Linked DNA regions of Homo sapiens: all the other regions are linked to region 1. The links are chromatin loops, found by intact Hi-C in ENCODE. Cell type or tissue: gastrocnemius medialis. All regions are shown on one strand. Links, peaks and the distances in the headings refer to the core of each region. The heading gives the core; the rest is flanking DNA.

Evidence for each region. Hi-C counts contacts between places; a loop is a spot of excess contacts. Peaks named below come from ENCODE experiments on the same cell type or tissue, not always from the same donor. Only the 100,000 strongest peaks of a DNase experiment are listed, where the experiment ranks them.
Region 2: it touches region 1 in a loop (7-fold over the local background); 43 of 110 quality-filtered maps call a loop at or near these places.
Region 3: a loop joins it to region 1, with 7 times the contacts of the local background. A loop is called at or near these places in 58 of 110 quality-filtered maps.

The regions. Positions count from the first base shown.
Region 1 is chr10:101,207,024-101,218,107 of GRCh38, reverse strand. No RefSeq gene overlaps it. Among named protein-coding and RNA genes, the nearest start is that of LBX1, 17 kb to the left of the region's middle. RefSeq lists enhancers at 1-236, 829-1,420, 3,271-3,320, 3,331-3,400 and a silencer at 3,121-3,170. In gastrocnemius medialis, for the core only: CTCF peaks have their summits at 3,024, 3,225 (motif pointing left) and 4,303 (motif pointing left); DNase peaks (open chromatin) are centred at 3,234 and 4,297; H3K4me3 peaks cover 1,110 bases; H3K27me3 peaks cover 4,702 bases.
Region 2 is chr10:101,436,670-101,447,753 of GRCh38, reverse strand. The region is part of intron 2 of BTRC (beta-transducin repeat containing E3 ubiquitin protein ligase); the gene reads right to left. Among named protein-coding and RNA genes, the nearest start is that of BTRC, 88 kb to the right of the region's middle. RefSeq lists an enhancer at 5,995-6,495. In gastrocnemius medialis, for the core only: a CTCF peak has its summit at 5,338; no DNase peak of the experiment used is centred there.
Region 3 is chr10:101,461,679-101,472,762 of GRCh38, reverse strand. It overlaps BTRC (beta-transducin repeat containing E3 ubiquitin protein ligase), which reads right to left. Exons shown (of 15, transcript NM_033637.4): 3 at 10,705-10,782. Among named protein-coding and RNA genes, the nearest start is that of BTRC, 110 kb to the right of the region's middle. In gastrocnemius medialis, for the core only: a CTCF peak has its summit at 5,254 (motif pointing right); no DNase peak of the experiment used is centred there.

The DNA of each region.
Region 1 (11,084 bases), core at 920-8,919:
CCTGCGCTTTCTCTGGCGGCCTCTCACCGGTACCAGGCCAGCCATGCGCTCGGCTGCAGCCGGGTGTTGGGCCTCCCAGTTCCCCCGGCTGGGCGCTGAGTGCTCCAGGCCGTTTGGCTGGATGGAACTGGCTCTGTAGAAGGGAATTCGAGGCAAGGTAGGGGCCCGAGTCTCCCTCTGAAACTCAGTGCCCTAGGTGGGTGGCCTAGGACTGACGTTTGAGCGTCGTCCTGGGAACCGGTGGGCTGCAGGGAAGGGGAGGATGGTGATCAGCTCGTTTTCCACGCGCCCCTTCGCCCTCTCAGGAACGCGCACTAGCAACCATACTCCTGTGCACTCGCGCGCACGTGAGCGTGCACACACACAAGCGCCCACTCGGTGGTGCACACACATGCGTGGTCGCAATGCCTGGGGTCCAGACGGCGCGGCCCCAGCCTGGAGAGCCTAGTCTGGGCCTTCCCCAACCGCACGAGGTCGCTCTGGCGTCACTCGTCTCCAGGTCTCCAGGATGGAAGCCTTTTCGTTCCGTGTTCAGCGTCTGGGGCCTGGAGCGGACAATTCGGGCCGGAGAGACTGGGAGCGGGCAGCGCAGGAGGGGAGGGGGGCTCGGGCGGGCAGCGGCGGTAGCTGTGGCAGCGGCTCCGCCGGCGGCGCCTGCTTTCGCCTGCGCCGGCTTTTAGGGATGAGTTATGTGGCAATGAGCGAAGTAAATCTGCATGCGCAAAAGATGCTAATTACTCTTAATAGCCTACCCAGACGCCCCGAGACTGGAAACCCAGAAACGTAAATCTGCTCCCGATAAATATTTTTAATTGTGAAATTTCCTGGAAAGAAGGCTTTTGGTTCGCGGGCCCGAGGCATCTGGCTTTGGAAGGAGGAAAACGGCTCCCACCTGGGAAGCAGGGTCAGGAGTCAGGGTCCCGCTCGAGGGCGCCAGGCGCTGGCCGAGCGACCTGAGCCGGGCCGGCCTGCGCTGGGTAAAGTTAGTGATGTATCGCATTAATTACCAGTGTGAGCTGCAAATGGTTCGAGGCCCAAGGAAAATTAATGGGAATCCAAATTCTAATTATGTAGCTGTTGTTAAAGAGTTTAACTAGATAGTCACGGAGAAAATTGGATTATGCATAGAAATATGCAGCCAGCGCACGCGGGCCGGGCAGGCGGTCAGGGGACTCGTAGCCAGCACCCACCCCCCTTGCCTTAGAGGACGCTCCTCCTCTGCGAGGAAGGAAAAGACCCACCCCAGCGTATAAATAAAGATCCCGCGTGTCCCGATGGCAACGGCAGGGCGGGTCTCTGGCTGGCAGGAGAGGCCGAAGGTTTCAAAGGCGCGCGCTTGGATGCGGGGCTGGTGTGGAAGTCCGGGACTTCTGGGTCCCTTGGTCTGAGTAAGCGTTTGTGCCTGCCCGTTTCTCAGACTCTAGGTCGTTGCTCGGCTAATCCATCCTGCACTCCTTTTGATAATCATATAATTACATCTGAGCGCTGTGAGTTTACATTTTTTTCCACTCTCAGTTTAAGGAAATAGCCACCAAACGGAAGCCCAATTACACCGAAGCCTCGTCATTCACTTTATTAAGGACCCTGGATATGTTTCCATTTTCGCAGGAAATGAGGTCTGATCAAGCAGCACTAATACCTTGGGCCTCGGGGAGGGGGCGGGGACTCTCAGGGGCTGGCTAGATTCCGCGCGAGGCCGCGCCGCCCGCAGAGCCGAAACTGCCAAGCGGATGGCCCCACCTTGGGGCGGCAGATACCCAACTCTTCACGTCTCCCAATTCCTCCCAGGACCTCGGATTCGTTCTGTCGGGGCCACCCACTGGGCAGACCCACACCTTCCCACATCTCAGCGTGCTAGGCTCGGGGCTACCACACGCTGGCGCGGGTGGGGGGCGGATGGGAGGGCCAGGAGAGTTGAGGGGACTTTGCATTCCCAAAGAGAGACCCAGAGTCCTTTCAAGCTCCACCTACCCCCTTCCCAGGTGTTTGGCAACCTCCGAGGATGCTGCTAAGACCTCCGGAGCCGGGCAAGCAGGCCTGGAACGTCTGGGAGGCATCTTCCGGGGTCCCATGCCCCGCCTCCTTCAGTCTCTGATTCCAGTTTTCCATCGCCCCTTCAATGGGAACGTATCCTTTCCCCGCTGCCACCCTGTGCTTTTGAAGGAGAAGACGGTGGGTCCAGGTCTCACCAAGGAGCTCGGGTCCACCAGGCCTGACCCCGGCGCCGGCGGCTTTTGCCCCTCCTCGGATCTCGAGTTCCCAGACGGCGGCCAGGCAGGATCCATGCCTGCGCGGTGGCAGTGCAGCCACTTGGTCTCTCCAGGTTTTCCTTTCCCTCCACACAGGCCCCCGACTGAATTCAGGGGGTGAGGAGTGGCAGGGATGGTGCCTTTAGGCCAAGCCTCGGGAGAGGGGGATGAGCTGGAGGCAGGACCCCACAAATTTGAGGCATCAGAGTCTCTAATTTGCAAGCGCCGTGGAAGCCAGTCGAGGCCCTATGGATCGGTCCAAGAAAGGCCCCAGGCAGAGAATGGCCCGCGGCGCGGAGGTGTCCGCGAGAAACTAATTCCGATCTGGATAACGGGTCTGAATTAGACACGTTTACAGCCCCATTCCCCTTTCCTCCTGGGCGCTGGGGGGCAGTTCCTCGAAACTTGGGGGCAGATTCCCCAGGAGCAGCTGCTGTGGGTGTCCGAAGGAAGAGCGAGGAAGGGAGCCCCGGGACGCGGGAGTCTACACCCTCTGCCCTCCCAGTCGCAAGCTCAGAGCAGCTGCTCATACACAGACCCGCGTATCCTGGGAGAAAAACAGATGAGCGTGCCCTTGTATGTTTGACTCCTGGGCCAAATGTGGCCTCTAAGACCCCGAATTCTTCTCCTAGCAGCCTCAGAACGGAATCCATAAATTCAGAGAGGCAGGTGTGCCGACGACAGTCTCCCACCCCTCCAGGTCCTGGGGAAGGCCGGGGGATGCCTCCTCTCTCCCTCGCAGCGCCTGCCACGCTTTTGCCCCCCTCTTCACCTCGCCCCTTTTAAGCCTCCGGAGAACGATGGCTGCCCAATGGCCCCATGTACCCAGGCCATCCCGCTGTTTCAGGGAGGATCCTAGGGTCCAGGCTCTTTCTTCCTGCAGCCCTCTCGGGTCTCCAAGCCCGCCCCCTCTTGAGCACAGGTGTTCGAAAGGCCCCGCTTCTCTGTGACGCGGGCTTCGAGCGCCACCTAGCGGTACTTGACGCTCAGCAGCAGTGCCCGCCCTTAAGCCACCCCTTTCCCCACCCATCCGGAGCCCGGATAGCCATCCTGACGCGGTCCCACTCCCAAACTACAAGCTCCTGAGTGAACACGCTTCACCCCCACTTTATTATTATTATTATTATTACTATTATTGAGACTGTATCGCCCAGACTGGAGTGCAATGGCGCTATTTCGGCTCACTGCAGTCTCCACCTCCCAGGCTCAAGCGATCCTCCCATCTCAGCCTCCTGAGTAGCTGGTACTACTCAGACGCGCACCACTACGCTTGGCTATTTTTTTTTAACTTTTAGTATAGACGAGGTCTCACTATATAGCTCAGGCTGGTCTTGAACTCCTGGGCTCAAGCGATCCTCCCACCTCGGCCTCCCAAAATGCTGGGATTACGGGCGTGAGCCACCGTGCCCGGACTTCTTTTTAAAAATAGAGACAGGGGTCTCTGTCTGTCACTCTGACTCAGGCTGGAGTCCAGTGACATGATCATAACTCACGGCCTCCCAAAGCTGCCGCATTACAGGTGTGAGCTACCGCGCCCGACCTCTCACCCTCACTTCTTGGAACGGAGCCTTTAGTAGAGGGCCGCAAGGAATTGCAGGGGTGTGGCTAGGGGACTCTCACTTGGACCCGGCAGATGTGCGGGACACTGTTTCAGGGTTTGGGTTTGGCGTGGGGTTGAGGAAGGGACCACCCCATGTCTCTGCTGGCGGGGAGCAAAAAAAAAAAGGGGGGGTTCTCTGGCCGTGTGCGGTGGCTCACGCCTGTAATCCCAGGAGGCAGAGGTTGCAGTGAGCCGAGATCGCGCCACACTGCATTCCAGCCTGGCGGCAGAGTGACACTCCGTCTCAAAAAAAAAAGGGGGGGGGGTCTACTTATGAGCCCCTCTCATCCCTATTCCTACCCGAGCCCGGCCCCCAGCTCAATCCCCGGTACACTGCGGGCAAAGATCAGAACACTGCGGAAAAAAATCAGAACTTTCTCGGCTCGCAAAGTTCCGGTCCTCGCACCCTCCGCGGCATGGGAAAGGTTAGGTAGGAGCGCCCTCTGCCGTCTGTTATTTGGCACTGCGGCGGGCTGCGGGGCTGGAGGCAGCGAAATTCCTCTAACTGGCTCGCGGTCATCTCAGCTACCCTCCTGCCTATAGGGAGGAAGTCCCTTTCCCAAAGGCGCACAAGGGTTCCTCCGATCTTCATGGGATTGCACAGGGAAGGGAGACTCAGTGTTGCTGAGTTCCACCCGCACTGTGAGTTCTGTGCTAATCTTACCTCTTTCCCTCCTGCTGTGGGGTCAGCTTCCTCCCAGCTGATAGGATACCTGGGAGGTTAGAAATTTCTTCCCCTGCACCACAGTATATACATCATATTTCACAGCATAAATATATACAATGTTTACTTGTCACTTAAAAGTAACAATGCAGAAATTGCCGGTCGCGGTGGCTTATGCTTGTAATCCCAGCACTTTGGGAGGCCGAGGAGGGTGGATCACCTGAGGTCAGGAGTTCGAGACCAGCCTGGCCAAAATGGTGAAACCCTGTCTCTACTAAAAATACAAAAATTAGCCGGACGTGGTGGTGGGCGCCTGTAATTCCAGCTCCTCGGGAGGCTGAGGCAGGAGAATCACTTGAATCAGGAAGGCAGAGGTTGCAGTGAGCTGAGATCATGCCATTGCACTCCAGCCTGCGTGACAAGAGCAAAACTCCGTCTCAAAAAAATAAATACATAGGCCAGGCACAGTGGCTCATGCTTGTAATCCCAGCACTTTGAGAGGCTGAGACCGGCAGATCACCTGAGGTCAGGAGTTCGAGACCAGCCTGGCTAACAAGGAGAAATTGCCTCTACTAAAAATACGAAAATTAGCTGGGTGTGGTGGCGCATGCCTGTAGTCCCAGCTCCTCTGGAGGCTGAGGCAGGAAGATCACTCAAATCTGGGAGGCAAAGGTTGCAGTGAGCCGAGATCACGCCACTGCACTCCAGCCTGGGTGACGGCGTAAGATGCTGTCTCTAAATAAATAAATAAATAAATAAATGTAACAATGCATAAATAAAAATAAATTTCTTTCTCTACAGTGTGATCATCAGGCCTGACGGACGGGCCACGTTCCCCAGCTAGCACACTGCAGATGGAAAGGTCAGGGGAAGAGTGAGTGCCAACCCAGGCTCAGTCCATGGGTCTTGCGCGAATTGTTCAGAGTAGATAAAAAGTGGTAAGAGGTGGCGACAGCCCTGCCTGGCACTTCTAGAAGGGCCAGAGATCCCTGAGCTTCTGGTGACATCCTGGCAGAAAACCTAATAGGTAGTGAGTGCAGCAGGAAGTTCTATGCCCCATGAGGGCCCTCACATGCCTGACATACACATGTACTGACTCTGTGGTGCACCAAACACTCCCTTACACAGGCTCAGGCTGCCACCATGTCTTGACACTGAACTCCTGACCCTGCAGAGCCACACTCACCCAAGACCCACTCCTGAGACCTGCTCCCACCCAACTGCAGGACCTTCTCCAGCCCTGAACGTTTAGGAGAAGCAAGGATCAGAGTGGGAAGAACCCCTGGGCAGGTGTGGGAGGAGGCAGTCTGTTAAGGTCGCTTTAGGTCTTTGTCCTCGATTTTGAGACTGTCCTTAGAGAAAGGGGAGTACTGTGTCTTACTGTGTGACAGGAGGGGTACTGGGCTTCAAAAGTCCCTTGCGACCTGAGATCTGGTGACAGCCTTTCATTCGAGGCAATGCTCTGTGATTGTTTATAAGTCTCCCAGAACTCTGTCCCCAATCCCCTCTTGCCCACCTGCCATGTCCAGAGAGCGGGAATCCCCCCTAGACACAGATTAGCCACAAGTATTGGGAATTTCCACTTACTGTAAGTAGCAGGAAAATGAGAATCCTGAGCCCCAAGCCTTAGGTGGGGAAAGAGGTGAAGGAGATCCTCTGTCCCCCTTCCATCTGTTTCCATCCTTTTTCTCTTGGGGTCTTAAGTAGTTTTCCCTGGCAGAGTGTCCTCCCAGAATGGACATCTTGGGGTCCCTGGAGTCACTGCACTAGAGCCAGGATACCTCGTGTCCCTCTTCCCTTCCCCCAGGATGGGAGGGCAGCAAGGGAGAGCTGTTGATGGGCCCGGCTGGCTAGTCTGAGCTTGAAAACACAGATTTCAGGTCCTCACTTCATAGCCACTGAAATAGAATCAGTGGGGCCTGAGAATCTTCCCTTTATGAAGCAGCCTACTCCTTCTTTCTCCTTCTTTCCCTTTCCCAGACTCTTCTGGGAGAACTGCAGAATCTCTCCCCTTCCCATCTACTCCTCCCCAGCGTGACTTCCAAATGAGGAAATCCACCTGATATGTGGGATCAGATATCCTGGGCTTAAGTCTGTAACTTCCTAGCTGTGGGACTTTGGCAAGTCACTTCATCTCTCGAAGCCTCAGTTTCATCATCTGTGAGTTGACCATAATATTCCCTGTCTCAGGGGGGTGCACTCAGGGTCAGATGAGCTAATGTCTTCACAGGGTGCTTTGCAAAAGGCACATTTTAGTCCAAATGCTGGTGACTATTCAAGAATTTCAGTGCCAGATGTAGAGGTGTTGGTAAGCCCAGGGAAACCTTCTCCTGGCCTGAGCAGTGAGCTCTGGAGACAGAAGGGGGAATGATCCCGAGATTGGAGTCCAGGCAGGGCAGTCCCCTCCCTCAGAGAGCTCATCCTTGTGGGCATGTGAGGGTCTCTTATTTGCAGCTCCCCAGGGCTCCACACTGAGTGGGCTTTTCTTCCCAGCTCACCTTTCCCACCAAAGATATGTAACTGATCTCTGTGGGGGGAAGAAAGAAGGAAAATACCCATGCCAATTACCTTCTTCAAAAAGAAATTGGGGCCAGGCACAGTAGCTTATGCCTGTAATCCCAGCACTTTGGGAGGCTGAGGCGGGTGGATCACCTGAGGTCAGGCGTTCGAGACCAGCCTGGCCAACATGGTGAAACCCCGTCTCAACTAAAAATACAAAAATTAGCCGGGCATGGTGGTGGGCACCTGTAATCCCAGCTACTCGGGAGGCTGAAGCAGGAGAATTGCTTGAACTTGGGAGACGGAGGTTGCAGTGAGCTGAGATTGTGCTACTGCACTCCAGCCTGGGTGACAAGAGGGAAACTCTGTCTCAAAAAAAAAAAAATTGGGCTTACTTAATATCAGTTTCAGTCACTGAGAAACTCACATCAAGTTCTGGGGAACGTGTTAAAAATACACAGGCTGAGCTGTAGTACATTTCTGTCATGGTCTCCAGCTATTGGGATTTCTTTGTCCCTGGGGGTGAGACCTACTGCCTTGGAATACCTAGCGTTACTGATCATAAGCAGACAGTGAGGCCTCCCAGAATAGCCCTCCCAGAGATGCCCCCTCCACATCCCTGGTTTTCTTCCAAAGATGGGGCAGGGAGCAGTGAGCTGGGCAGACTATGGGGACAATAAGCTAGAGTGACATGGACTTAGAATGACAGGAGATAGGTCTAATAGAAAGAGCAGGGCTTTGAACTGTGGGGCAGGGGAGCAAAGCACGGGTCTCACTCCTTCTAGCTGTTCCTCAGCCTCGCTAAGCCAGTTTCCTCATCTGTAAAGGCGGGTGATACTAAGACCGGTTCCATCTCCCACGGTGGTTATGAGCAGCCACTACTTCCACAGACAGAGCTGCATTTTTGCAAACATATAGATGTGTGCATATATGTGTAGAAATAAGAACAGAGCATGTGTCCTATTCTGAAATTCACTTTTTTCACTTAATAACATTTCTTGGTTACTTTACCAGGCCCTTTTTCCATGGCGATAGCTTGTAAACCGCAAAACTATTGAAATGTTAGTTAATTTAAAGAACTCAGAGAAAACACTACCCTTTGGAGACGAAGGGCTGTTTTCTCATTGGGGTGTAGTGTGTGTGTACCCATGTCTTTGTGTTGCTAGGTTGGAGGAAAGGGAGGGCTTGTGAGTGTGCATGGTACTTCAGCAGCTGGAGACCCAAGTGGGATGAAGACTTTTCTGATTTTTAGGAATATAGAGTCTGGAGTGAAAACAAATTGAACCAATTAGGAAACTTCATCCCCTAGGGAGCCCTCTCAGAAGCCTCCCAGGAGCCTGCCTGCTTGGTTACTGGCCCTAGGGGGAGTGTGGAGAGGGGGAGACCTATGTTTGCCTCTGGGGTGACACAGAGGGTATGTTAAGGTATATTTAAGCTGCTGTGACAAAGAGGTCCCCCAATACATAGACTAACAGGGATAGGTGTCTATTCTTTTTCACATAACAGTTCAGTGTATAGATCTCTGTTCTATATGTTGTCATCACTAAAAGCATGGACTCTGGAACCTGGTTGCCTGGAATCAAATCTTGCCCTTGGTGACCTTATAGCAATTACTCAACCTGTGTCTCAGGTTCCTTACCTGTAAACTTGGTTGGACTTCATAGGATTATTGTGAGGATTAAGTGAGTTAGGACCCTCCAAAATTATTTATTGAGCACCTACTACAGTCAGTCATAGTCAGTCATTGTTTGGGGCTCATGGTAACTCCCACTGGTGGGCTCAAAGTGGCTGCTCTAGCTTCTGCCATCATGTCTGCCTCCCACTCAGTGGGAAGAAGGAAAGGGCAAAGGGAGCACACACCCATTCCTTTAAGGTCATAACCCAGAAGTGGCATACATCTGACCTCGTCCTAACCATCAATCAGAATTTGGTTGTATTGACTCAATAAGCTGCAAGGGAGGCTGGGGAGTGTAAACTTTAGTCATGTGATCATGTGCCCAACCAAAACTCAGGCATACTAACAAAACAAGGAAGGAATGGATACTGGTGGGAAATTAGCAGTTTCTTCTCTCTTCCCCGGGGCAGCTGCATCATTCTCATATACAATTGTTATGAGCCAAAGGGGGCTGTCTGCTCAATGTGCCAGGTTTTGAGAAAAGAAAGGCTTTTATTGCAAGTTGACTCACAAGCAGACATGAGTGTGAAGCTCAAATCTGTCTCCTCGTCTTGGCTTCAAAGCAGTATTTTTATTAGAAAAGGTTCAGGGGGTGGATTCTGAGATGAGCAGATCATTGGTGAAAGGAAAGGGGAGATCTGGAAAGTCCCTGGGCATGCGCAGTTATCTCTTCCTGGGATCTCATGGGTCGCATGTGCAAATTCAAGGGGAGTTAGTATGAAACATGCAGTGGAAATTCAGTCGGTGCCATCAGCAAGTTCATCCTGCGCAGACTCCAGTTGTCCATGTTGGTTCCAACCAGTGTTAGCCAGTTCTTTTGATCTCATAAGCAGAGGGAGTTTCAGTTGTTTCTTTTCCTTTTTTTTTTTTTTTTTTGAGATGGAGTTTCTCTCTTGTTGCCCAGGCTGGAGTGCAATGGCGTGATCTCAGCTCACTGCAATCTCTGCCGGGTTCAAGTGATTCTCCTGCCTCAGCCTCCTGAGTAGCTGGGATTACAGGCGTGTGCCACCATGCCTGACTAATTTTTGTATTTTTAGTAGAGACGGGGTTTCACCATGTTGGCCAGGCTGGTCTTGAACTCCTGACCTCAGGTGATCCACCCACCTCAGCCTCCTAAGGTGCTAGGATTACAGGCATGGCGTGAGCCACCACGCCCGGCCGGTAGTTGTTTCTTTTTTTAACCTCCATTCTGCAAACTCAAGAATTTCTGTTAGCCAGGCGCGGTGGCTCATGCCTATAATCCCAGCACTTTGGGAGGCCGAGGCGGGTGGATCACCTGAGGTCAGGAGTTCGAGACCAGCCTGACCAACAAAGGAAAACCCTGTGTCTACTAAAAATACAAAAAAAATTAGCCGGGCGTGGTGGCACACACCTGTAGTCCTAGCTACTTGGGAGGCTGAGACAGGAGAACTGCTTGAACCCAGGAGGAGGAGGTTGCGGTGAGCCAAGATTGCACCACTGCACTCCAGCCTGGGCGACAGAGAGAGACTCCGTCTCAAAAAAAAAAAAAAAAAAAGAATTTCTGTCATTGGCTTCCTTAACTCTTTGGGGCATGGTTTTACAGCTCCTGAGGACAGGGACAGAGGGAGGAGTGGCAGAGACTATGAGGAAAAAAGCAATAAAGGTCTCATTTAAGAAGGAGGGGCCTGAGACAGGGACAAGGAGCTGGGAGAGGAAAAACCAAGACCAGGGCTGCCAGCTTGTGCCAAGGATCTGCGGTCAGGGAGAGGTCCTGGGTGCAATGGACCATTTTTATGCCTTTGGATCTTCTTGGGTTTTTGTTTTTTTTATAAATAAAGATGGGGTCTCACTATGTTGCCCAGGCTGGTCTTGAACTCCTGGCCTCAAGTGATCCTCCTGCCTCAGCCTCCAAGTAGCTAGGACTATAGCACTCCCACAGTGCTGAGACCACAGGTGGGAACCACAGCACCCGGCCAGGATCTTCTTATTTCCTTCTGCTTCTTCTGAGATCCCAGTGAAGGTAGGTGGACTTCTGTGCTGAGACAAAATGTGCATTATTTTTTTGTCCTGGCCTGAGCTCAATAGGATGAAGGCTCAGAATAACCCTGTAGGGCACTCAGGAAGTCCCAGGCAGTGACAGTGGACCAAGGCTGCTCTGCCTCGGCTGCAATAGCTGAGATTCCTGAGGCTCCCAGAGAAGCAGCTGAAAAGGATGCCCTGGCTGGGGGAGCCTGCATGCAGGCAGATGGAGGGTGGTGCACAGAGTGCATTCCGAGTGGCCTCTGATGGAGCTCAGGACTGTGGGCACAGGGGCAGTGTTGCTGACACTGAGAACTGGGAACATCAGCCCCACCCACCATCTTCCCCTGCTGTCTGCTTGTGTTTTCCTTGTATCTTTAAGCTTACAGGAGCCTCTAGACCTGGCATGCTCAAGCC
Region 2 (11,084 bases), core at 1,557-9,556, 230 kb before region 1:
AAAATCTGTTATTAGCTATCATCAATGGCATTTTGTTATTATTACTAATCTGTTACTATAATTACTATTAGTAATTAATAATATACTAATATCTGTTATTAGCTATCATCAATAGCACTTGTTGCGTTATGGAATGGAAAATACCACTACAGAGTTTGGTAATAGATAATTGGTTTGACAGATATCAAACATTAATTTTAATATCATAGTAGTTGTTCTTACAGTACAGAATTAGTGAATACCATAATAGCTAATTGTGGTATTAAAGTATCTCCTGCCAAAATACCCTCTTGTGGAAACCAATGTATAATGCATCTTTTGCTCCTATATACAATGAAGGAATAGTTGACTTCAAAACCAGTTGCCTATCACTGCTGTACAAAGGACATTCTGGGTAGTGGTCAGTAAAGAAAACATGGCCATTTCTAAATGCCAGTGGTTCCCAACATCTCCTTTCTTTCTGAGTGGAATCAAGTCTGAGAGCACTGACTTGTGGGTCACTTGACCCACGAGGGCCTGGATAGGTTTCAAGAATAACAGAGGTCATGTAATTGCCAAAAGAGCATTAGCCACTCAATCATAATGGATAATTAAATGACCTACATGATTCCTGAAATAGCTGCTCTATATTTGGTCTATTACTTGCGTCCCTCAAGATAAGCTACTCGTCTGGTCTGCCTTGACCCGCAAAAAGTCCAACCTGCACGCGAACACTAGCTGCATGCTTCTATTGCTTTGTAACCGGCCCCCCCACCACCCCCCACAGTATTCATGCCCCAGACTCTGCTTTCAAGAGGACACACATAAAAAAATCAATCTTGTATCCTTCTCCCTATTGTGCTCTCTGGAATACAAATGACTAAAGCAAAGAAAAAAATTAGTAAATTCCTGGTTTAGATCTTTGGGGGATAGAGGGAAGAAACATAAGAACTACAGAGAAGGAAAGTCATGGTTAATTTTTTTTAAAGTTTTGCTCATATGCCTTCAATGAGTTTTTACATTCCATTATAAAGCTAGTCAGGGATATTTTGTGGGCAGCAAGTCATTAAAACTCCAGTTGCCTAGACTTCATTTTTGATGGTGTTGAATATTGCAATCTTTCCTGGCCTAATTTTTTAGTCCATATAGAAAGCAAAGTGCCTCTCAACAAAATGAAATATACACAGCATCAACTGTTTTTACAATAGCAGTAGCCAAAAAAGCAAGAATTTGTAATGCCTCAAATTTTCATCTCTCTGAATAGTTCAACAGTCTCATTATAATTCTTAGTCACAATTACAACCAAATAGAAGCCAGGTATATCAAATAGCAAAAAATGTACTGGATAATTTGCTTCTTTGGGAGGAAAAGGTCTGCCTTTGGCCCTAGAGGTAGCTGCACATCTAGCAAACACTACAGAAAAAGGCAAGAGACAAGTAACCAAAGACAACCTCACAATAATGGCAAGGGACACAGGATGTGAGGGACAAAAGAGCTCACATTTAGAATACCTTAGAGGCTAGTAGGATTTTTCCGTTTCCACAGGAAATTATGTAGCTTGAGGCTACTGGCTATCCTGATCTCTTACTAGTACATGGATGGCTTAATAAACCTAGAACATATCTGTTTTAGTTAACTTCTGAGCACGGAGGGGGTTGGGGGGGTGGGGGGGGAAGAGAACAAAATGTACTTAAATGCTGAATTTTTTCTCCAGGCTGAATGCCTTTCATCCAATAAGACATTCAAAGCAGTGACCCAGCAAATGGATTGAAAAAGCAATCTTCCGTCCCAGTGCCACATTATCATTCCTATTCAGTATTCTCCATGAGATATCTCAATCAGCTGTGTGTAAGTGACAACGCAGCCCATTGCTGGGTTAATTAAACATTTGACTTTAACACCCTCCCCGTCATTAAGCAAATAAAAGCAGATAATTCAAACTGCACTTCATCCTCAGGGTACACAACACACATGTCAAAATTAAGAGAGTCCAAGGCCTCTGGGGAATTCTGCTGGGGCTATAATCAGTTTAAATCTTATCTGGTTTATCAATTATTCTATTGATTAAACCAAAGCGATTATACACAACTCCTCTGCCACATGGGATTGATGTCAGTAGAGCAAGAAAATAACTCCAGGAGGTTCCAAACTGATTTAAAAAGAGACCAATAGACAGACCGATAATAGTCGATTATTACATACCAGTGATCCATACACTGAAGAGTTGATTCTTAGTTTCAGGCGGGTGAAGTGAACTGTCTCCAATCACTATGTCCCTGCGCTATACCTTACAGTTGGCTTGAGTAAATTTATGTCTTGAAAGATCAACATATTTTCTACTGATTTAAACAGAAGCTAGCATGCTCAGCAGTTGAAATATATTTTATAGATACTGACCCTAAGCTCTAACAGAGAGAATCTCAAATAGGGAAAACAAAATTTTTTTTCTAATCTTCTTACCTGTATGCATGTGACCAGTAAGATGCAGGAATGAAAAGGGACATATTTGAGAGCTGATACTCCTACAAATATACAATCAGCTATTCCAATGTCCTAAAACACCATTATTCTTGAAAAACAGAATCTAAGAAATCAGAAAGATCTTACCAGAGAGTCATGACTCCTTTTATTAATTCCAAGGGCACCATCTTCAATGCCATTAATAACACTGAAAATATATAGTCGTATCTTCAAATGAAATGTCGATAACTAAACCCTAACATATCGAGTTTCTACCAGAAATTTGTAACCACAATTTAGTTACCCTCCTGCCCCATTCATTGTGTAATATCTTTCAAATGTCTAGAGCCCCTATAACCTCAAGGCCATGCCCTACTATATATGAGAAAACCACTAATAAAACCTAACAAAATGAGGGAGGGTGGTTAGACTACTCCACACCTGAAATCTGTGCACTTACAGCCATGCTCTTGAGAAAGGAAATTTGTTCACTGCTATGCTGGCACCGCATGTGCATTCAACCATAATTTATCTCCTTCAGATTTTTTGTTTTCAGGCGGACTAGTAAGAAACTTGCATTAGCATGCTGTATTCTACACTCACCACTAGAAATACTGAGGGTGCTATTTGTAATTGTATTCTTTTTAAGAGGTTTATTCTCTGCAGCTGTTTTCTGCTTGCAGTGTATTTTGTGTAATCAGCACATCATCATAAATACATTGGCTGTTCCCCTGAGGGTAGCTGTCAGTGTTTAATTTACAGAACAACCTGGCCAATGTGAATTTTAACACTACAGCACTATGGCAAGGAGTTACCACACTCTGTGAAAAACAGGTTTCTATGAATTTTTATATCAAGAGCTGGTCCCAGGACAATTTAGGTTCTAGAAACAGACTGTTTAAAGAAGCACTTTATACCTTGTATGCAATAGACTCTTTCTCAGTTATAGCCTCAGTAGAAGCCCCAAACTATCAAATCACCAGTGGGAACTACCAGTTCTGAAGACAACAAGGATTGAAAATCTATGATCAACCAGTAGGAGGCATTGTAACAAATATTATCATCTCTTTTTAAGCTACATGTACAGCTATCACAAACATCACTGTTCCCTTAGAAGGTATGTAAAGGCAAGAGAAAACCATTTAAGACACAGACTAGTCTGAAATATACATTATCACTTTTTTGCTGAGATGAGATATATCTGATATGAACATAAGTATACCATTTCCTTAGGACTGCTACTAAGCCAGACCTCTAGCTCAATAAATCAGAAAAAAATACATATGACTAATGGTTAACACTAGTAATTATATGCACAGTGACTGGTATATAAGTACTTAATACATGTATAACAAATAACTATAAGCTCCTTGAGGATAGGTTCTGAATCTTAATTTATGCCTAAGACTTTGTACAGTAATTGGCAAATAAAAGGTACTCTGTGAATCGAATCGGAGTTGTGGCTAGTTGTGAATGGCCATGTTATTTGTAAAGCCTTACATCTACTTGATGTCAAAAGGATTTTCTAAATCAGTAAAATGTCCCTAAGGACAATATAAAAAGTACAAATTATAGTCATTTTAGTGAGAGCTATTCATACAAGAAATCTAAGTACCTCAATCTCACAATGAAGAACAAATTAGCCTACAAAATAATGGCATATTCAAACATATTTTAATAATGAAGATTACATAGAAGAAATTAAAACTTTTCTATGCTATATACTTGTTTCTATATCTTTAATATGATCAAATGGAAAGTGATCGTTTTAAATGCTCAGAATGGTAACCAACAGCACTTTTACTGAAGTGGTTTTGTATGCACACATACACATTCTATAAATCAAGTGATTATACATATGTATTTTTCTGTTAAGGGCCATTTTTACAAGTTAGAATGCCTAGAGTTAAACTGAATCAAAATATATTTCATGTTGAGTTGTCCTCAGTGTATTTATTTGCTTTTAATGTTGCGCAGGACTACATTTGCATGTTTTACAAAAATCAGTAAATTGTGACTAAGATTCTTTTTTTCTTTTAAAGGAACAAAATAACTGACTTCACTTAGGAGGGTTTAAAACTTGCCCAAATTTGTGGTAAACTTAATTTTTAAACTATTAAGTAGAACAACAGAGGCCAGGCACGGTGGCTCATGCTCGTAATCCCAGCACTTTGGGAGGCCGAGGCAGGCGGATCACGAGGTCAGGAGATCCAGACCATCCTGGCTAACATGGTGAAACCCCGTCTCTACTAAAAATACAAAAAAATTAGCCGGGCATGGTGGCGGGTGCCTGTAGTCCCAGCTACTCGAGAGGCTGAGGCAGGGGAATGGTGTGAACCCGAGAGGCAGAGCTTGCAGTGAGCCGAGATGGCACCACCCTGGGTGACAGAGCGAGACTCCGTCTCAAAAAAAAAAAAAAAAAAAAGAGCAAGTGAGATCTGTACAACTTACTTTGATACTGCTATAATTAATATAAGCATAATCACATACAAGCAAAATCTGGTAACACCTTATTTCTAACAACCAGGAAAAAAATTGTATTTAAAAATATGAACAAGCCCTGTATCATTTATCCTTTCTATGATGCTAAGACATTTCAAAAACGTTAATTCCTTTTTACGTTTATGTCACTGAAGGACAAAATGAGAAAAAAGATGACCCACCAACTCGATTTTTTTTCACCAGTTAAAGGAAATTTTTAATTCAGTTGAATATTTGTAACTTAGTACTTAAAAACTTTATGCCTAATAAAATATATCTTAATTTTTAATACAGAAATTTATCACATTCTTTCCTTTTCAATTTAGAATTACAAAATTACATCCTGGGACCTTCTGAACTAAACTGGATGGGGTTAGACTGAGGTCACGCTGTATTTTCTCTTCCCTGGAGACCACGTAGTAGTTCCATAGGCTGCCATTAGATAGCAGCACAGTACACACCATCAGTCATGTCTCTCATAGTCTCTCCCGTTAAGGTTGGAATTATCTCATTTACACACACACACACACACACACATACACACAGAGACAGAGAGAGAGAGAGAGAGAGATTCTAATTCAATTAGTGCAGTCGCAACTCCAGAAAAGAGTAATTCAATTAGTGCATTGTGGAGCTCTACAGTACCTCTAAGCAGATGTTCACCATCTTCAGGAACTGGAGCTAGGTTTAAAATACCTGTGCCACTCTGATATGCCGCTACATTATGTCATTTGTCAAAGTGCTTACATATGCTTTTCTATGCTTTTCTGGCTTCAAAGAAAAGATGAGGAAACAAACCCAGGCTAAGTTCCTAGAAATTTTTCCATCATTCAAATCAAAGAAGTATATGCAATCTTAGGCAGTAATTAAATTACATTATTTAAATTGTGTTCAAAACAAGACGTGTCTACATTGTATTCTGACTTATTACACTTTTTTTTTTTTTTTTTTTTTGAGACAGTCTCACTCTGTCACCCAGGCTGCAGTGCAGTGGGTGTGATCTCGGCTGACTGCTATCTCCGCCTCCCAGGTTCAAGCGATTCGCGTGCCTTAGCCTCCCAAGCAGCTGGGATCACAGGCATGTACTACCACGCCTGGCTAATTTTTTGGATTTTTAGTAGTGACTGGGTTTCACCATGCTACCCAGGCTGGTCTCAAATTCGTGAGCTCAGGCAATCCGCCCGCCTCAGCCTCCCACAGTGCTGGGATTATAGGCATGAGCCACCACGCCCGGCCAAGAAAAAACTTTCTAGTAGAACCAACAAAGTAAAAGCAAGATGCTTCAAGAAGTTTGATTCACCAATAATGGTAGTGATCAGGGAGAGATTAGATGACTCCCTTCCAAACACATTTCATAAAGGATTTCTACATTATGAGACGTATGTGACTAGATGGCCTCTGATGTCTGGTCCAATGCTGAAATTCTATGGTTCTATGAATACACTGATGTTTGCTCATGAGGCAAGCCTGGAGTTTAAATAATAAAGCTAATCATTAATTGTGAAGGTGTGGTTGTAAAAAGCCCATAAGCTGTGAGGCATTTTCACTGTATTGATGCATAATACATAAGAAGAAATTTTGTAGTTTCTTTGTACCAGATTTAGAAAACTCCATAAAGCATATTTCAGTCTCATTTCTTAAACACTTGCATTCCTCTTATTCTTCTAAGACTGCAAAAAATGGTTTGTTTTCATTCATCCTGTAGAAATCAGCCAATGAGAAATCAATTTCTACAAGAATGATTTTTGAAAACTCCCCCACTGAGTCAAGACAGTGGGTTCTCATAGCTTAAATGCAAATCTACATCAATGTTTATGCTTTAAAAATTCAGAGCAATACTTAAAAACAACAATAACTAGTTCTTAATATCCCTCCTTTTGGTATTACTTTCTGAGCACAATATTTTTAAGTAAGGACAAAAATCTGGCTACAAAGGAGCAGGACTTATATTTTACAAGTATTATCTTCTCTCTTTCTAGCATGACCTCAAAGCAGGAATTACCAACACCATTTTTCCAGTGCATTTCACTAGACTGATGCAGAACAGCTCTTGCCTTTCACATTTTCAGAGGAGAGGGCTAAGCTAAATAGTTGCCTTTTTTTTTCTTTTTTAGATGGAGTCTCACTCTGTCAACCCAGGCTGGAGTGTAGTGATATGATTTCGGCTCACTGCAACCACCACCTCCAAGGCTTAAGCGATCCTCCCACCTCAGCCTCCCGAGTAGCTGGGACCACAGACTGGCACCACCATGACTGGCTAATTTTTTGTATTTTTGGTAAAGATGGGGTTTCACCATGTTTCCCAGGCTGGTCTCGAATTTCTGAGCTCAAGTGATCCACCCACCTCAGCTTCCCAAAGTATTGAGATTATAGGTATGAGCCACAGTGCCCAGCCATTGAGGAACTTTCAATACAAACTCTTTTCCATACTCCAGAAGAACTGCAAAAGGCCATTCATTCTCAGTTAAAACTTTACTTGTAAATTCAATGCCCCAAAAGGGATGAAAATGAAAGCATACATCAATAGTGCTTCCTTAGAAGAAAAAATATATATGTTGTTTTAAGATGTATTGTAATTTATAAACTCCTACTCATAGCTTGAAAAAAAAGATGTAATTTAAAACATAATAGAAAACTCATTTTATTACTACAAAATATTTTCCAAGAAATATATGGTGGTTTTATAAGGAAGATTTTCTATTCATTTGGCATAAGCTGGACTAATATAAGCATAATGTTTCTTCCATATTACCTAATGAGCTTTCTTACTATAAATACACATTTTCCACATTAAAAAAATATTTTTCTTCCCCAAATTTTAAAGTCTTCTATAATTTCACCACTTGTTAAAGACACTGGATAATAAGAGCAATAAATAAAATAGCTGGGTGAATTCTGATTGGCCTGGCAATACTGCCATATAGTAGGCTATCAGTTTAACAAACTATGTCACTGCATCTCTTTACCCAATACCACCTTCCCAACTTCCTGCCTCCACAAAAACAGAAATGGGACCTAACCTGATTCTTCCTTACAATAGGGTGTTCCATAAATTCCACTATTAATAATACACTAACCCAACTTTATCTCCTTTGCCCCACAGCCTGCATTTATTTTCTAGTGTTAAGTTTGTTTGGCTCCATCAGCACCACTTCTCTTTAACACTGTCCCTTTTCATGCATTTAAGGCAACTACTTCCAACCCTATCAATGAAAGCAGACAAATGGGGGAGAAAGGAATGAACTGCAAACACCTCAAACAAGAAAGGTTGCTTAAAAAACCAAGTGTCACATTCTGACAGTTCAATATTTCATAGCCAATACAAGGAATGTGCAACGATACTGCAACTTTAAATCTTTTCTTCATAGTATGTCAGTCTCTCTTTCTCTCATTGTAATGCCAAAGGGAACAGCAATCAGAGTGGAGATGTTCAACGTGATAGAGGTCAGGACACCATCGGATCAACGTACCAGAAACACGACCTTGTTTATTTTTTTTCCACAGTATTATTGTTTACAGGGTGCTTTGCTCGTGTACCTTGTGGTTCTTAGCTAAAAGATGAAATTACAGCCCAGGATGAAGCGCTCAGGCACACATCCAATTTGTGTTTCCATCTCAGAAAACAAAAAGCTTCTAAGGCCCTCAGGCTGCCATTCAAACTTGGAGGCTGACATTTTTAACAGCATGAACCAGAGACTGGCAGAGAGAATGATCTAATGCATTTCTGACTTGTCAATCAAATATCTCACCTCTGCTGTCTTGTAAACAGTTGGGGACCATCTAACTACATTCATAAACCTAGGGAGAGCTTACTGCCAGCTGGGGTGCTGTAGCCACATGCTCTGGCTTCTATTCACCAAAATCATGATTCAGTTTTATAATCTCACTGTAAATAGTCCATAGGCACATTTCCAGGACTACTGGAATTGAACCAGAGTAGGGAATACAAAAGAGATTTTGGTCAAATATTGTGTTATTTTCAAGCTGCTGGAATCCTGTACTAATTTTATCCTCATTTTACCAATTCTCCCCAAAAGATTGCACTGTGCTGCAGTTGAAGTGCTTAAAAAAATAATGACCTGCTTTTTAAAAATCTAGGGGAAATATACTAATATTATATTACAAATTTCCCTTGTAGTTTATTACCAGTAACAAAACAAGTACTCCCCCAAACAATGGCTCATATAAAGGGTAGAAACTACAATGAACAGTAGCAACTATATTTTGGTAAAACTAATTATGTACTTTCTTTTAAATAGAAAACTGAAATTCATACACAAAAGTTTTGTACTTACTAATTTGACACAATGTAGTATATATGTATGTGTATGTGTGAGACATAAAAACATAAAATTAGATTACTTATATTGCTAATGAGAAGACTTTTTTTTTTTTTTTTTTTTTTTTTTTTGAGGCAGTCTCGCTCTGTCGCCCAGGCTGGAGTGTAGTGGCGCGATCTCGGCTCACTGCAAGCTCTGCCTCCCGGGTTCATGCCATTCTCCTGCCTCAGCCTCCCGAGGAGCTGGGACTACAGGCGCCCACCACCACGCCCGGCTAATTTTTGTATTTTTAGTAAAGACGGGGTTTCACCGCATTAGCCAGGATGGTCTCAATCTCCTGACTTTGTGATCTGCCCTCCTTGGCCTCCCAAAGTGCTGGGATTACAGACGTGAGAAGACTTATATTGCTATTCTTTCCCTTCTGTATATGACCATCTAATCCAACACACGTAAAAAGTTAGACCCAATCAGGAATTTTTTGTTAAAGAATCAAGTACGAAAATGAATACTCCTTTTCTTCATGTCAATTTTACAGGGCACAGAATTCCATGCATGCTCTGGGTACAGATCCTCTGACTAGTTTAAGAGAGCAAAGATAAAGATCAGGGAAGACTTTAATTCTAGCTCAGCTTGAGCTGAATCTTGAAGATTAGGTAGACAAAGGCAGAGAGTGGGTAAGGGACAATAGGTGTTTGTGGAGGGGTTTTTTCAGGTAAGCAGAACGGTATATGCAAAGACACAGATATATAAAAGAACACACTGCACCTTTGGGGAACTGCAAAATTTGAAATGACTAACAATTACATGAGAGGGAGGTGGTGGTCAGATATAAGCCAAATTCAAACTTTGTTCAATTCAAAAACATGTGAGCAGCTATCTATGAGATAAACAGTGACCAAAATCAGTATTACCAGATGATGAATGTAGAATTTGAGCAATATGATATAGGTGAAATTCAGAAATTACTAGTATCACTGAAACGGTAATCTCTGGGAGGACATTTAAAATCCTTCCTTCTTTCTACTTCTATTTTCTACAATGAATATTAAATGTTTTAACTGTATATCTCATAATTTAATTAAATGTAATAAAATACTTAAAAATGAAACCATTATTTGGGCGTGTGTGTGTGTGCACGCACAGGCACACATGGATGGATAAGTCATTTCAGATCAAAGGACACTAACATGTTAATCTAGCAATAATTATCTTAAAGTGGAAGGCATATGGGTGATACTCTTGTTTATATATTTACCAAATAATGTACATATTCCATAATAAACAATAATTCATTTTATTAGGAGAACAAAACATTTCTGCACAAACAAACAAAAACATGTTTGATTTGTCATTCCCTGCAAACCCCTAAGGTGAAGGGTGTAGCTGGGATAAATACAAGTCAAATGTTAACATATACATAAAAAATAACTACATTTATTATACAGAAATTGTGCTACACAGAAATTATTCATATACAATAGAGAGGGTATCAGCTACAGAATGAGAAGCATTTCTGTCACAGGATAATTTTCCTTATGGTATTGTTTTGTAATAGAATTTGAATGTTAATGTATATTCAATTCGATAATCCATATTCCTCTAAAATCTCAAATGTAAAATTAAGTTTTCCATATATATAATGAATAATGCCTAATTTTCCTGTATTGTTCCATTTTAACATTTCACTTTGTACATGGTAAAATTCAGTAGACTTGTAAGCATTCTTAAGGAATAAAATACAACATCTCTCCTGAATTCAATACAATTTCAACCTTTGACATGGAACCCTAGCTAATGTTAAAATATCACGTTTCACTTAGCTCAAGATTTTCCTAAAATTACTGGTTACACTTGATAGCTAAAGTATTCTAGGGCCATATAAAT
Region 3 (11,084 bases), core at 1,997-9,996, 250 kb before region 1:
TTTCACCGCAACCTCCGTCTCCCGGGTTCAAGCAATTCTCCTGCCTCAGCCTCCCAAGTAGCTGGGACTACAGGTGTGCGCCACCATGCCCAGATAATTTTTGTATTTTTAGTAGAGACAGGGTTTCACCATATTGGCCAGGCTGGTCTCGAACTCCTGACCTCAGGTGATCCACCCAACCTTGGCCTCCCAAAGTGCTGGGATTATAGGCATGAGCCACCACGCCCAGCTGGGAACAATATTTTTAAAGTGCTGAAAGGAAAAAAATCTTAAACCAGGTTTCCTATGTTAGGAAAGGGGTGGGGTGGCTCATGCCTATAATCCCAACATTTTGGGAAGCCAATGCAGGAGGATTGCTTGAGCTCTGGAATTCAAGACCAGCCTGGACAACATAGGGAGAGACCCCATCTCTACCAAAAACAAGAAAGAAAGAAGAGAGAGAAGAGAAGAGAAGAGAAGAGAAGAGAAGAGAAGAGAAGAGAAGAGAGGAAAAGAAAAGAAAAGAAAAAGGAAGGAAGGGGAAGGAAGGAAGGAAGGGAGAAAAATGAAATATGGAAAGAAAGAAATCTAGAACAAACCCTGTGGGGTTGAATTAGAATTGGAGTTATCAATGTGAACTAATGGTTTCAAAGTATATAAATATAGATGTAAAAGAAAAGTCAGTGTTTGAATCTTGGTTTTTAAATACCATTCTGCACTAAAGGGAATCATACATTCATGGAAATATGGTTGACTCCAGGACTGACCAGGGAAACTATAAGATGGAAATACTCAGAACGATGAAGATACGTCAAAGGGGGCATGGAAGCCTGCCGAAAGAGGCTTTCAGTAGCCCAATATGAAACAATCACAGTATTAAAATAAAAGATATTAACATATTATAATCTGTTGAATAAACAGGAAACATTTCTTCAAAAACACAAATTACCAAAATTGACACATGAAACAGAAAATCTGAACAGCTCTATACCTCTAAAAGAAATTCAAATTGCTCTAAAACATCTTGCCACATAAATTTAAATAATAAGTTTAAAAAATCTTTCACAAAGAAAACTACAGGCCCAAGTGGTTTGTGAATTCTATGAAATCTGAAGGAAGAAACACCACCAGGATTATACACAAGTGCTTTTAGAAAACAGAGGAGGATGGGAGGAAGATTTCCCAATTCATTTTATAAGACCAGCATAACTCTGATACCAAAACCTGGCAAACACTTAAAAAAGAAAACTGCAAACCAGTACCTCACATGAAACAGACACAAAAACTCTTAACAAAAATCAAGGTAATTTGTCGTATTAACAGAATAACGGGGGCAAAATCCTATATATCTCAGATGAAAAAAAAAGTAGTTATCTATCTGTCTGTCTATTTTTGGAGATAGTTTCTCTTTCTGTTGCCCAGGCTGGAGTGCAGTGGTGTGATCATAACTCACTGTAGCCTCCAACTCAGTGGGCTCCAGCGATCCTCCCACTTCGGCCTCCCAAAGTGTTGGGATTACAGGAGGGAGCCACCACACCCAGCCCCTCACAGACTGCTTTTTAATAGAAAGTGCAAGGTTGATTCTAAAATTTATATAGAAATGTGAACTATCTGGAATAACAAAAAATAAAACAACAAATCTAGAGAACTCACACTACCTGATTTCATGGCCCATTATATAAAATGACAATAATCAAGACACTATGGTATTTGGTGCAAGGATAGACACCTATCATTTTTCTTGTCCGCCTTGTCTACAGGGACATAAAATAGGGATGGGTCAGTACCTTAGGCACTGTCACCCACTGCTCTGGGTCCAGCAGCAACGTTTTCTTCAGGAGGTTTGAGAATATAACTCTTATATAACTAAATGGTTTGGACAAATGAATTCATGTAATTCAATGGGGGAAAAGAAAGTCTTTTCAACAATGGTGCTGAAACAACTGAATGAAATTACGGCAAAAATAATGAAGCCCAAACTCTACTTCATGGCACGTATAAGAATTAATTTGAGATGGATCATAGAATTAAGTATAAATAGTAAACTTATAAAGCTCCCAGAAGAAAACTTAGAAGAATATCTTCACAATCATGGGGTAGACAAAGATTTCTTAGGTAGGACCAAAGGAAGTATCCCTTCTAAAAGAAAAAACCGGCTAGGCGCGGTGGCTCGCGCCTGTAATCCCAGCACTTTGGGAGGCTGAGGCGGTCGGATCACCTGAGGTCTGGAGTTCGAGACCAGCCTAGCCAACATGGTGAAACCCCGTCTCTACTAAAAATACAAAAATTAGCATGTGGTGGCGCATGCCTGTAATCCCATCTACTCAGGAGGCTGAGGCACAAGAATTGCTTGAACCTGGGAGGCAGAGGTTGCAGTGAGCCGAGATTGTGTCACTGCACTCCAGCCTGGGCGACACAGCGAGACTCCGTCTCAAAAAAAAAAAAAAAAAAAAAGAAAGAAAAATTGGTAAACTGGATTTCATCCAACTATTAGAAACTTCTCATCAAAACATACCATAAACAGGCAAACCATAGACTGTGAGATATAATCAGAGTACATATATCTGACAAATGAATGGTATCCAGAATTCAATACAGTTGAGTCTACAACTCAATAATAAAAAGGCAAACAATGCAATTTTTAAAAATGGCTAAAAACTTAAAAGATACTTCACAAAGAAAATGTCTGAATAACCAATAAGCACATGAAAAAGTACTTAACATATGCTCACCAAAAACCTTTATAGAAGAACGTTCATAGTAACTTCACTTATAATGATGGAAATGGCTCAGATATCCACCAAAAGGAGACAGAAAACAAACTGCGATATATTTATTCAACTCAATGAAAGAGAATAAACTACTGATATACACAGCAACATAGAGGAATCTCACAAACATTATGCAAAGTGAATGTCAGACCCCAAAAATATAGCATTCCATTACACAAAATTCTAGAAAAGGCAAAATTACAGTGACAGTAAGCTGATCAGTATTTGATCCATTGGTGGTGCAGAAAATAAGTAGAAAGGAGAACAAGAGACATTCCTAGGTTATGAAAATATTCTATAGTTTAATTAGGGTGGTGGTTACACAGGTGGTTAGATTTATCAAAAATTCAGACTTATACAATTAATATCTGTAAAATTCACTGTATGAAAACTTCCAATAGAAGTATCTTAGGAGTAAATTTTTTACAGAGGTTTGTCCAGTCATCAATAAATGTATCATGCTATTTTTCTGAAAATACTAAGTTATAAAAAGAAAATTTATTTTCCTTCAAAATTACCCTCTTTTCCCTTCATGAATGAATATGTAATAACATATTTAGGGGACCATTAGATAGATTCAGAAACTCTGTGCCAGGCCTGAGGGAGTTTCCAGAGTAGGGCTATATATAGGACTTTATTTTCTAGACATTCCATCTGTAAAATGGGTAAATGACTTTGCTGATCTCCCAAGGAAGTAACACAGATCAATAAACTAAAATTTGTCATAGTTCCTTTACCACTCTGCAATTAAAAGGCTAAAACATTCAATATTTTCCATTCAATATTTTCCTGTAAGACTCTCTCCAGTTTGAAATCCAACTAGTGAATATAATAGCCACAGGCAAGATAGGTTCTGTCCCCATGCAACACTTGAAAAGGTAGCTTCATTGCTGAACCAGAGGCAGAGAGTTTTGCGTTGGAGTACTTTAATACGTTTTTATATCGCATATAAAGCACATAAGCATAAACTAGTAAGATGCCTTGCTGAAAACTACCTTCTTTGTGAAAGCAGGCTGTAATTCTGAACAAGTTTTCAATTTTCACACTGCTGCTAGGGTAAAACATTTTAAAGAGTTTAATTTTTTACAATGGATTCAATGACATAGGATTATCTAACAAAGTAATGGCTAATCAATAGAAGGTTTAGTTGTCAGGTGAAACATATAACACACTAAAAGGGATTGATTGCCAGACTTGCCCTTATTTACTAGAAGGTATATATTTAAAATTACACAAACTTGTTACTGGGCTGCATTGTTTTAACCTTGCAAAAAGCTGCTTAGAAATCTGTTCAGCAGCCCTATAGCATAACAAGATATAGTATAATGAAAATCGTTAGTGACTGGGAGTGGGGGTATAGGAAGACAGGGACTTCCAGATACATGGTAACATCAAATCATGTCCCACACAAGAATATGGTATAGAAAAAGCAAACCAAAAAGCAATATCTAAGGAAGCTGGAAGTGGGTTTTAAAAATGCCACACAGATGCTACTGAATCTTGTTCAATAGATGCAAAGCTGCATCTGCTATCATTCCGTGTTGTTTTTAGGGCAGATTTTTTTTTTAGGGCTCATGCAGATGAGCACAACAGGCTTCCTCCCACCCCACCCCCCGCCTTTTTTAATGGTACATCCAGAGTAAGCACTGAAAACAAAATGAATTGGGCCCATATGGACTTTGACCAGCATATAAACTGTTTCCTTTATAATTTATTCCCAGTATCACAACTCTCTATATGAAAATACACTCTTTATGGTCATTGCAACCCAGGAGTTCAATAATATTTTTCCTACTAAGTCAGTGATTACACAATTTATCAAAGAATGATTACATTAAAATACAAATAAAACAAAGCACCAACCCCCCATACGGTCTTCCTTCCTCAAAGTAATTTTAAGAAAGCCGGTTATTAAATTGCTCCTTTTTGAAGAAGGGTTTTTGTAGCTAGGCACAAATTGCCAAACCGTGTTTTCTTAAAAAAGTTATTAGACTCTAAAGGATTCAACAGAAGTGGGAAGTTATATAAACAAATCACTTCGTCAGATTTGGAAAGATCACTTTTGTCTTACTTAAGAGACCTACATTAATTACCTTTAAGATCTTTTACATGGACTATTTAAAATAAGTACAATTTATTTATTTATTTCAAATGAGGTGCTTCTTCCAAAGTATTAAATAATGTCTACAAATGCAAAGGCATTTTTATAAATAGGTAATTAAAACAGATGACTAAAATTAAGTCAAGCTGCAAAACATTACCCAGAATGCATTGTGATTTTTTTTATTAATAAACATCTCAGGCAATTTTTTTTTTACCCAAAGCCCAAAGCACTTTAGGAGGGCAAAAAGAGGTAGCAAGTTTTATAGAGTAAAAAAAACCAACAACAACCAACCACACATATATAATGAAATAATGCAAACCCCAAACGAAAGTATTTACAAGACAGTCCCTTAAGCATAGTTTGTCATATTGCAATTACACCTTGCCTACTGCCAAGCCAAAGTGCTTACTATTGCCACTAGAGGGAGAAGTGTCTTAACACAAAGCAACGGCAGATAGGGAATGGGTTTTCTCGAGCAATTATCAGAACAAAGCTCCCTTGGCTGTGTGTACCTTCTAATTACTCAATACAATTAAAGTGACTAACCTAAAACAAATAGAGAGAAAAAAAAAAAAAAAACCCTGCCTGCCTGATATCAGGGACTTCATTAAACCTTTTTCCCTCATCAATCAAATCAGAAAGAAGGGAATGCCATCATATATGAACATTACAGAGCTATTAAAGGAAGCAAATTCTGTGTTTTTTTTTTTTTTAAAGGAAGAAAAGGAGCTCTCTTGAAAAAAGAAATGTCTTGGTATTTACCCATCTGGATGCTGCTTGAAAATAAATTGTCCTCCAAAGAACAGAAATACAGTATGTTTTCTCTCAGTTCACTGGCTTATGAATGACTTTTTGTTGTTGTGGTTGTTTTGTTAATACACACTATAATGTCATTTTCTGTGTCAGTGATGTGCTTTTTCCTCCTACTCATCCAACTGTATAAAGGAGCTATGCCCATCAGACTTCCATGCTTATACTGGCTGATTTAAGTTCTTCACTGCTGTTTTTTGTGGATCTACTCCAAGGCAATGTTTAGAACGCAGGAATTTTTTCAGGGGAGGGGAATATGGTAGAAAAGGAAAACAGCTACTTATTCCTTCTAAAAGACTTATGTAGTTCCTTTTATAAGGCCCAGTCATTAACAGAAGATGACAACACAGTCATTTTTCTTTCAGCTGACAATTGTGACATTTTTCCAGCAGCGTGCAAGGTGTTGAAAACCTGGCAGCTGTTACCTCCTGGGATGAAGATACTTTTTTATCCTCCCTTGACAGTCTAACTCAGTGGGTCAGCACCTTTAAAGACTGCAAAGTATCCTTGAAGAGGATGGAAGCTTGAATTACTGCTCCCTCCCTAATCAATGTAAACCCTCACTGCAGGTGAAGTCTCCATCTATAGAGGTGCATGGGGGAGGAAAATGTAATGCCCTGAGCCAGATGGTTTTTATCTTGTTTTTAAAGAATAAAGGAACAAGCTAACAAGGGAGACAGCTACTTTGTTAGCTTCTTGGCCTCTCTCATGGCTTTGCATCCCCAGGGTTCCAGCTACACAAGAGAAAGAATACAGAAAAACCTAAACACTTAAAGAAATATAACTAGAGGGCTGGCATCATGCTGCTTTCAGAGAGTTGAGAGAGCTCTACTCAATGCTTTATTTATCACTGCCCACGTTCTCAGGATGGTAAGTGGACACATACACAAAGGAAATGGGGGATGGGAGAGGGATTAGACAACGGTCACAATTTACTCAATTACAGAGAAAGGCAGGGCTGACAGATCCTATTAGCACCAATGAGAAGCAAAGAGTTGAACGTTGTAATGCCACAATTTTCAAAAAGTAATGAGTACTTTCATGTATCCTCCCAGGCCTTTGCCCTTGATTGCAGATAGGAATAAAAGGTAGGAAAACAGTGGCTATCCTTTCCTTGACTTCACATTTTTAGGAGTAAAACAAAAATTGTAGCTATTTTGTACATCCTTTAAATAAAAGTTCATATTTAATGCCAAGAAATGAGATTATTCTGAAACTAAGAAAATTAACTTTCTTTACAAGGATACACTGCTCTACTTCCTCTCCCTACCCCAAACTCTTCCATCTTCAGATGCTGGAAATGAAACGAAAAAGCAGGTATACAAAATGACTTGGTGACAGACACAGGGAACAGTGTCTCTTAATTTCCACCTTCATTATTTCTTGTTCTGGTAATATCTTTGTCGGGTTTTGGAATTACTGTTATGGTGGATTTTTAAGTCAAGGAGTGTTCTTTCCTTCTCTATTCTGTGAAAGGGTCTGGCATAAAATTCGTATCATTTCTTCCTTAAATATTTGTTGAATTCACCAGTAAAACCACATGTCCCTTCTGATGATTAATTAAATTTATTTAATAGACATCAGGCTATTCAAATTTTGCTTCACCCTGTGTTAAGAGTTTTGGTAAGTTGTATTTTTCAAGGAATTTGTTCAACTTGCCAAATTTTTGGTATAAAGTTGTTTGCTCCTCCAATATTTAAATAGCTCTCCAAATTAACATGCAGTAGTTATGTCCTATCAACAATGGCAAAACGCTATTTTTGAATAATATATGTCAACTATAATATTAGTTAAAAACAATGTTAAATTGCTAGAAGATAACTGAACTTTTTATAATCAATAGTGAGTTTCTGAAATCCCATTAGAAATATCTGCAAAAGAATCTCAAGTTAATGAGATGCAAATCCTACTTGTATCAATACTAGGTATAAGGCGGCCTTGACATCTTTTTGTCTACAGAAGTTGACTACAGGAAAAACAAAACAAAACAAAAACAAAAAAACAAAATAGCAAATGGCACTTCATTATTGTCATATGCAATAGAGAAAAGAGGGAGTTTAAACAGCTTATATACTATGTCCTACCTTAAAAAAAATCAGCAATGGGGTAATCAAGTTCAGGGCAGTCCTGGACAGCTGCCCTGTGACCCGCTTCTATTGACCCCTGCTATTCATCACTCTTCCCTAAGATAGAGAGGGCAAGCTCCTAGGGAGTGACCACCACAATAGACAGACACAAGCCAACAGTAATCTGGTTCGAGCAAAAAACCAGATGGCACTGCAATAAATTTACAAATCTGCATTCATGGGGCTGCTAAAACACCCAGAAGCTAAAAGACTCTGAGGGCCCCAGGAGGATCTCCTACTTCCCTGTTTCTAAAGGCCATTTCTCTTTCCAAGAACATTGAGTTCATGCTCTTCACAAAGAGAATGGAGATAAAACCCTTTACAAAGAAGGGAGGAGAAAAAGCCTCATGACCTAATTAATCTCCAGAGCTTGGATCTCAACACTGAATGACAGATATTAGAAAAATCATTTCAAAGCACCATGGGGGGGGTGGGGGGGAAGGTTGTTAAATTAAAGTGGGCAGGGGGAGTGGGGAAGAGAACCTGCTAAAACGGCAATGAAAAAAACAACATTAAATCTCTTTCGAATATTGCACACAACAGATCTTGCAAGTAGAAAATGATTCAATAATGTATGCATTTATTTTTAAAATGAATCAGATTAGTCCCATGTGTGACCTGCTGGTCCATCTGTATGTGCTGGACTTAATAGGCATGATTCTCTCTCTTGCTTCAGTTTGAAGTATGAGAGAGATAAATTTAGTTTAATTTTCAACAGATCAGCCTATCCATTTTCCAAATGGACCATCTGGATCAGCCTATTAAAATTAATTTATAACTTTGCAGAGAGAAAATTCGTTTGTTAGCTTAAATAAAGTTGCCAAAACTTTTGTTGTGTCATTGTTTTCCGACAGTTGTTTCTGTATAGTGGGCAGAGTGTTCCTACTTCCCAATTTATCTTATTCAGTATTGTCCTATTGGTTTAGATGAACAGATCAGGTGTTGATTCTCCAAACAGTTAAAATTGTAACTGTCTCAACATCAATTACTGATCATTTGTGGATTTTTGTTTGTTTTTTTTTTTAAAGCTTCCTGGATGATTCAATTCTATTTACTAAACAATTATTTTTATAAAAAAAAGAAGTGTTCATCCAAAAAACATTTAACATATAGTAAATTAAAAAATGAATGTGTCACAGTTTCAAGTACTTTCCCTCTAAACACTATATATAAACTGAAGTCAGAAGGCACAAGTAGAAACGCTTTGGAAACACTGAGATCTGAGTATCAAATCACTAATTAGCTAGACAAGTCATCTAACCTCTCTAACCCTCCATTTTCTTCATCTATAAATTGGAAGTCACATCATATCTAAAAACTTTACAGGGTTATTGTGAGGGTTAAATCAAATAAGCATCATGTTCACGGTGGGTGCTCAACAAATATTAGATCTCCTATTTCCTAGAACAATGCTATAAATCCAAGTAAATTAGAATTATTTTTACTGCTGCTCAGGCTCATTGTATCCAATTTTATATTAAAAATGAATACAGGGCCAGGTGTGGTGGCTCATGTCTGTAATCCCAGCACTTTGGGAGGCCAAGCTGGGCAGATCACCTGAGGTCAGGGGTCTGAGAACAGCCTGGCCAACATGGTGAAACCCTGTCTCTACTAAAAATACAAAAATTAGGTCGGGAACAGTGGCTCATGCCTGTAATCCCAGCACTTTGGGAGGCTTAGGTGGGCAGATCACAAGGTCAAGAGTTTGCGACCAGCCTGGCCAACATGGTGAAACCCCGTTTCTACTAAAAATACAAAAATTAGCCCGGTGTGGTAGTGGGCACCTGTAGTCCCAGTTACGCAGGAGGCTGAGGCAGAAGAGTCGCTTGAACCCTGGAGGTGGAGGTTGTGGTGAGCCAAGATCACACCACTGCACTCCAGCCTGGGCGATAGAGCAAGACTGTGTCTCAAAAAAAAAAAAACCCCAAAATACAAAAATTAGCCAGGCATGGTGGCAGGCACCTGTAATTCCAGCTACTCAGGAGGCTGAGGCAGGAGAATCGCTTGAACCCAGAAGGCAGAGGTTGCAGTGAGCCGAGATCACGCCACTGCACTCCAGCCTGGGCGACAGAGTGAGGCTTTGTCTCAAAAATAAAAATAAAATAAAATAATAAAAATAAAAATGAATAGGTGGCACACTTATTCTCTGGCAACATCATAAGAACTTGCGTTTCTTGTTTTTGCCAAGGACATTCTAATTTTTACAAGAACACAATGGTATTGAACTTTCACAAGTAAAATGTGTTACCTTCTATTGGGGCACAGTGGTGAGCTATTTTTTTTTTTTTTTTTTGAGACGGAGTTTTGCTCTTGTTGCCCAGGCTGGAGTGCAATGGCGCAATCTCAGCTCACCGCAACCTCTGCCTCTGGGGTTCAAGTGATTCTCCTGCCTCAGCCTCCTGAGTAGCTGGGATTACAGGCATGCGCCAGCATGCCCAGCAAATTTTTGTATTTTTAGTAGAGACTGGGTTTCTCCATGTTGGTCAGGCTGGTCTCGAACTCCCGACTTCAGGTATTCGCCTGCCTCAGCCTCCCAAAGTGGTGGGATTATAGGCGTTAGCCACCTTGCCCGGCTGCTGTTTTTTTAAGTTATTATTAACAATGGCCTTTTCTTCTAGAAAAAGCAAACAAAATATTGCTCATACTAAAAGGGCTAACTTTATTACAGGCAGATCTGTTTTTATACTTTTTTAAAAATGCCAACCAGCTGTCCTGTACATGTATACCTAGAATGTTTTTTAAATAACTGGGAAAACCATGTCACCTGATTGAAAGTGATGGCTATGGCCAGGCCAACGTCCGAGTACTCTTAATATAAGCTCCAGTGCTTAAAGAATGGCAAATCAAGGGTTTCCTCCTGTCTTTTGTTTTGCTGTTGGTAGCTTTTTATTTTAAGTAAGGCTGAATTTCATACCTGTCTAAGTGAATTCTTCTCTGGTATTATCTTCCTAGGGGGTTCGCCATTATTACAGTCTTCTCTCTCTGAGGAATTCTGTGAAAGAAAGTAAGCTTTAATTCAGTTCTCATTATCTTCAATCTTATCCTTTGGGAGTAAACTGAATTACATTTCTAATTCTGTAAGTTAGAACATACATATATTTATACAATTATTCACTTGAAGATTTGTATACATACAGATATACACATATGTAAAAGAAAACATATGCCCATGTATATAAATAAATTATGTAAGGATTTAGATGGGAAGTATTTCATGTATCTTTAAGCATTGTGTAGGAGATCATATTCATTAGATCTCTAGCTTGCACTTTGACACAGGTTGACACTGGATAC